Linked DNA regions of Homo sapiens: region 2 is linked to region 1. Evidence: read pairs that join two places in POLR2A ChIA-PET (ENCODE). Cell type or tissue: Caco-2. All regions are shown on one strand. Each heading gives the region's core, and the rest is flanking DNA. Links, peaks and the distances in the headings are about the cores only. Region 1 overlaps CUX1 (cut like homeobox 1). Region 2 overlaps LOC107986832 (a long non-coding RNA gene).

The links. Peaks named below come from ENCODE experiments on the same cell type or tissue, not always from the same donor. Only the 100,000 strongest peaks of a DNase experiment are listed, where the experiment ranks them.
Region 2: POLR2A ChIA-PET joins it to region 1 with 14 read pairs; 1 of 35 experiments calls an interaction of 5 or more read pairs at or near these places.

The regions. Positions count from the first base shown.
Region 1 is chr7:101,995,879-101,998,783 of GRCh38, forward strand. All of the region lies in intron 2 of CUX1 (cut like homeobox 1), which reads left to right. Among named protein-coding and RNA genes, the nearest start is that of CUX1, 180 kb to the left of the region's middle. RefSeq lists enhancers at 1,960-2,647, 2,648-2,905. In Caco-2, for the core only: no CTCF peak of the experiment used is centred there; no DNase peak of the experiment used is centred there.
Region 2 is chr7:101,586,995-101,589,899 of GRCh38, forward strand. LOC107986832 (a long non-coding RNA gene) reads left to right here. Exons shown (of 3, transcript XR_001745314.2): 2 at 413-567. Among named protein-coding and RNA genes, the nearest start is that of LINC01007, 19 kb to the left of the region's middle. In Caco-2, for the core only: no CTCF peak of the experiment used is centred there; a DNase peak (open chromatin) is centred at 1,357.

The DNA of each region.
Region 1 (2,905 bases), core at 165-2,664:
GAGGTGGGTGGATCACCTGAGGTCAGGGGTCCAAGACCAGCCTGGGTAAAATGTAGAAACTCCATCTCTCCTAAAAATACAAAAATTAGCCGGGCATGGTGGTGCACACCTGTAGCCCAGCTACTCGGGAGGCTGAGGCAGGAGAATCGCTTGAACCCAGGAGGCGGAGATTGCATGAGATGAGATCGCGCCACTGCACTCCAGCCTGGGCAACAAAGAGCAAAACTCCATCCAAAAAAAAAAAAGAGAGAGAGATGCAGGACCATCTGCCTATGTTCCATTTTGGTGATGATATCTGACCTTCTGGGAGAGAGAACATCTTACCCCACAGACCCAGGAAGGCATGCACATGAGGATGGCAGGAGAGTGGCTGTGGACACTTCCTGTGTCACCATCCTCTGCTCTAGGTGTGTACTGGTCACAGGCACAGGACAGAAGGCTCCCCAGAGTCCGATCCCGTCTCTTGAGCTCAGCTGGCTATCCTGGAACCCCCCAACCCGCTGACCTTTGGAAGTGGACAGCAGCCCACGCCTGCAGGTGGTCCGGCCCTGCTGTGCAGCCCTGTTACAGCACGTTGTGTTTTTCTGGCTTGTCTCTGCCAAGCCCCATGTGACCATGGAGGGGGCCCCGAGCAGACCTGGGGGTGGCGGTACTGAGGCAGAGGCAGGCGCACAGTGGTTTCCAAGGGAGAAAATGAATTCATGATCTAAAATGCAAAACCTTAATTATGCCTGACTCCTTTCCTCCCTCCCTCCCTCATTTCTCTCCCTCCCTCCCTCCCTCCCTCCATCCATCCTTCCCTCGTTTCCTTCCCTCCGTCTTTTTCCTTCCCTCCCTTACTTCCTTCCTCTCTTCCTCCTACCCTTCATTGACCTTTCATTTTGTGACTTTGTCAAATACAGCCCCAGGCTATCTTCTCTTTCTCCTCTGCTCCAGGTTGTTTTCTCTTGCTCCTCTGCCGCATACATACCCTTCCACCCTGCGTCTGCCCATGGAAATCTCGTGTCCCCTCCAGTATTCCTGCCCACAGTGGCCTTTGTTAGGAAATTCCGGCACAGTCTCCTCACAGGGCAGCCCTTCTGGGAATCGCTCCCCTGCGCTCGTGTGCACTCCCCTGCGCTCGTGTGCACTCCGGCCCAGCCTTCAGAGCTGCTTACCTGGCTCTTGTCTTGTGTCCTCTGACCGCCCATCAGGGCCTGCCCATGGGGCTCTGTCTGCAGGGGAGCAGCCCCAAACACAGTCCTTGTCAGCACGCCGATCTGGACCTGAATTGGGCCCTTGCACACACTAGCTGTGGACCGAAGACAAATCAGGTTCTCCCCGTCCCCAGAGTGGGGAAAGCGGTAGTGTGGGCCTCCCTGGGGTGCCCATGATGGTGTAATGAGTGCGTGCACGGAGCCTGCTCCACGTCTCTATGGACATTTCCATAACTTTTCTTTTGGTTTGTTTTTTTGTTTGTTTGTTTGTTTGTTTTGTTTTCTCTGAGACGGAGCCTCACTCTGTCACCCAGGTTGGAGCGCAGTGGTGCAATCTGGGCTCACTGCAACCTCCGCCTCTTGGGTTCAAGAGATTCTCCTGCCCCAGCCTCCCGAATAGCTGGGATTACAGGTGCCCACCACCACGCCTGGCTACTTTTTGTATTTTTAGTACAAACGGGGTTTCACCAGGTTGGTCAGGCTGGTCTCAAACTTCTGAACTCAAATGATCCTCCCGCCTCAGCCTCCCAAAGTGCTGGGATTATAGGCATGAGCCACCAGGCCCAGCTAACTTTTCAATTTATAAACACTAATACCTACTTGTGTCCCGTGGCCTCATCTCAGCCATGTGAGGCCGATGTTGTGCCCATTGTACAGATGGCAGAGCGCAGCTGTGTGTGCAGTGCGGATTGCAGGACTGTGCCTGAGTCTGGGACAGGGTCTTTGCCACAGCTCTTGGGATCCTCTCTTCTCATCAATGTTATCTCAGAGAGCTTTCACTGTTGGATAAGAGGTTGACCCTGGACCCCACCCCAGTGCTGCTGGGCCCTGTGGGCACTCACAGAGCAGTCCTTGCTGGCCTGACTCATATTCCTGAGTCTCAGGGGTTCCTGTGCCACCAGAGAACGAACTCCCCAACTGTCAGTCACTCAGCTCAGTGCCTGTATCTTAAATTGGGCACCTTTAGCAAAAGTGCAGTGTGGAACTGTGTATCCTGCTGCCCCAGCCCAGGACCTAGCACAGAGCCGGGTACTGTGCCATAATAAGCCTTGGTAAAGGCTGCTGTAGGCTTCACAGTACAGATGGCAGGGCTGTGCCCGGGCTGCAGGCTCCCATTTACCAGATGTGTGCAGTGTGGATTGCAGGGCTGTGCCCGGCTGCAGGAACACATTTACTGGATGTGTGCAGCACGGATTGTAGGGCTGTGCGTGGGCTGCAGGCACACATTTACTGGGTGTGCACAGTGCGGATTGCAGGACTGTGTCTGAGCTGTAGGTGCACATTTACCGAGTGTGCACAGTGTGGATTTCAAGACTTAGAGATGAGACAGCCAGTTCCTGTCCTGCCCAAGGGTCGGGCAGGGATACGCATCAAAGACCCTGGGCATCTTTCCCAGCCCGGGCGGTGCCCCCAGCCATCGCTTCTCAGCAGGACAGCCGGCAGGGCATCTGTCGTCTTCGTCCACCAGCATCACGACCTGTTTGGGGGAGAAGTAGTATTTCCACACCCCACTCAGGGCGATAGCGTTTGAGGAAGAAGAGAAAGAGAGACTTTTGGCTTTCCTGATTTCAATCTTTCTGAAGGTGGACCCATCACTGGTGAAAAAAATTGGTTTTTTTGGAACCAAGAAAGCAGCCTCGGCCTCCAGTGCCTGACCAGGCTCTGGCCAGGGTATAGGATCCTGGCGAGGATGCTGTGCTGTGTTGGGC
Region 2 (2,905 bases), core at 168-2,667, 410 kb before region 1:
TACACAAGCCTGATTGGGTTTTAACGACATGCAAGTTTTAAAAGCAAACTGGAGAGAGCTGCTCCTGGGTTTCTACCTTCTCCTTGGCCTGTGCCCCTGTGAGCTGTTTTGTTTTCAACAAGCCAACCATGCAAAGAGCAGGCAAAACCTCACGGGGTTTGGAATCAGACGCGGTGGGCTGCAATGGTTCTGTAATTAAGAGATTTCAGCCGAGTTCTTTCTCTGGGCCTCAGCGTGCTCATCTGCAGGATAGAGATAACAAACCCTACTTCCTCAGATTGTATCTCAGTGTAATAATACTCAGGTAATCGACGTAAGAGAAACCCCCAAAACTCAGTTGCTTAACCCAATGTACAGGTTTGATTTTTGCCCCATGCAAAATCCAGTATGGCAGCTTCCTTCTCTCTTACAGCTTTGTTTTCTGGAGTGGATATTCCTCTAAGATCACCGCGGCAGGAGAGGAGAGAGACAGAAAGAGGACCTTGGCTCCTAACTGCTCCAGTCCAGAAGAGATGCAGTCACTTTCTGCTCACATCCTATTGGTTGGAACTGGCCACATGACTCCAGGTGAATTGCAAAGGATGCTGGGAGGTAGAGAAGCACATGGCTAATTGGTGAACATTTGCATTCCTGCAAGAGTGGTTGTGAGTGTTCAATCACATGCAGTTCTCGGGGCAGGGCACCGAAGGGGTCTAGCAGAGCTTCGGGATGTCAGAGATGAGCCTAAAATAAGATTGGCCGGGCGTGGTGGCTCATGCCTGTAATCAGAGCACTTTGGGAGGCCGAGGGGGGCGGATCACTTGAGGCCGCCTGGGCAACATGGTGAAACTCCGTCTCTACTAAAATACAAAAAATTAGCTGGGCATGGTGGCACCTGCCTGTAGTCCCAGCTACTTGGGAGGCTGAGGCAGGAGATTCACTTGAACCTGGTAGGTGGAGGTTGCAGTGAGCTGAGATCACTTCATTGCACTCCAGCCTGGGTGACAGAGTGAGACTTTGTCTCAAAAATAAAATAAAATAAAATTTTGCCTGTGACCTGCTCTGGGCTGGGCAGCAATTTTTGTTCCTTTGGAATCCAGGCAGGACCCAGAGGTCAGCCCTGGATCAGAGGGACTGTTCCTCCTTTCTTCCTTCTCCCACCCTAAGGATGAAATCTGTTGCTTGTCCTGGTGGAATTCTCTTTTTCCAGCTCCCATTCTCAAAAGCACCCCATAAAATACCAAAAATAAACACTGTTCATGGCTTCCATTTGGGGAGGATTTATCTTTTTCCTTTAATACTTCTTACCACAACATACCAGTCTTTCATCTTTGCATGCCTGGGTCTGTGACCCTACCCTGGGAGGCAGGCCAAAGGCGGTGTATGCAGGCCTCTTGGGTCAAATGAGGACTTACCCCTCTGAATGCTGAGGAAAGCACAGGGGACTGTCTGGGGAAGGCAGCACGCAGTGAACAGACAGGGAGATGCTGGGTCTGGGCCTGGAAGGATGCGTAGGAGTTTGTCGAGTGGCAAGGTTGAGGGAACAGACAGGGAGACATTGGGTCTGGGCCTTGAAGGATGCATAGGAGTTTGTCAAGTGACAAAATTGAGTGTGTTCCTGGCAGAGGGAGCAAAGTGTGCAGAGAGATAGGAATGGGAATGGACTGGCGTGTTCTGGGAGCAACTGGAAGTTCCGGAAGTCTGGATGTTAGGGTTCCTGGGGATGGAGAGGCCAGGAGGACTGGGTTGTGGAAGACCAGACTTTATCTCCAGGACAGTGGGGAGCCAGGGAGCAGTGCAAGTGAGGCGGGGACGTCCCAGGACACCTGTCCACCACGGCCAACTTTTGTGACAGCACTGACTCTTGTATTGGTGGCAGGGTGGCTTGTTTTCTCCCCACATTTCACTTCCTGAGCAAAGGCAGTCTTGCAAGAATCTGAAAGGAGGCACCACATAAAATGACTCTTTTTTTTTTTTTAAGTAAAAAGTCAACAGTTCCGTGATCTTTGTAAAAATTAATCAGGAACACATGCGTTCTATTTTTCGTAAATTGCAAGGGATCAAAAGGAAAGGAAAATGCTCTTAGGGTGAAAGACAATGGGAGTTCCATCACCAGCTGGAACACTCCACACACTGTCTTGGAGTTGGGGGGCCTTCCCTGCACCCGGCGTCCTGGTGTGCCTCCCTGGAGAGAGAGCATGGGCTGGGCACGAGATATGGGGTGGGCTTAGATACGACCCAGACCTGAGATGCTCCCAGACAGGAGCAGGGGACCAGGCCCAGCAGGGGGCAATGACAATCTCTGGAGGGACAGTCCAGGGCCGAGGGAACCCAGAGAAGGCCTCTAAGTGTCTCAGACACAGGAGGAGGAACAATTGGAGAGGAGACCAAATGGGTGGGCTGGGGATGTATTAAGACTGTCTTTTTTTTTTTTTTTTTTTTTTTTTTGAGACAGGGCCTCTTTCTGTCACCCAGGCTGGAGTGCAGTAGCACGATCTCAGCTCACTGCAACCTCTGACTCCTGGGTTCAAGCAATTCTCCTGCCTCAGCCTGAGACTGTCTAGAATGTACAGCTAATGAATCTCTATTTTTCTCTTGTACTTTTCTCCCTTACTATCTGAGGATGGGGGCACAATGGCAAAAGCCCTGGGCACAGAAAATCAATCCAGCTTTTCTCTTACAGTGAGGCCAATCCCATACTTTGTAGGGTTTTTCATTTTTTTTTTTCTTTTTGAGATGGACTCTCGCTCTGTCACCCAGGTTGGAGTGCAGTGGCACGATCTCGGCTCACTGCAACCTCTGCCTCCTGGGTTCCAGCTGTTCTCCTGCTTCAGCCTCCTGAGTAGCTGAGATTACAGGCATGCGCCACCACGCCCTGCTAATTTTTGCATTTTTAGTAGAAATGGGATTTCACCATGTTGGCCAG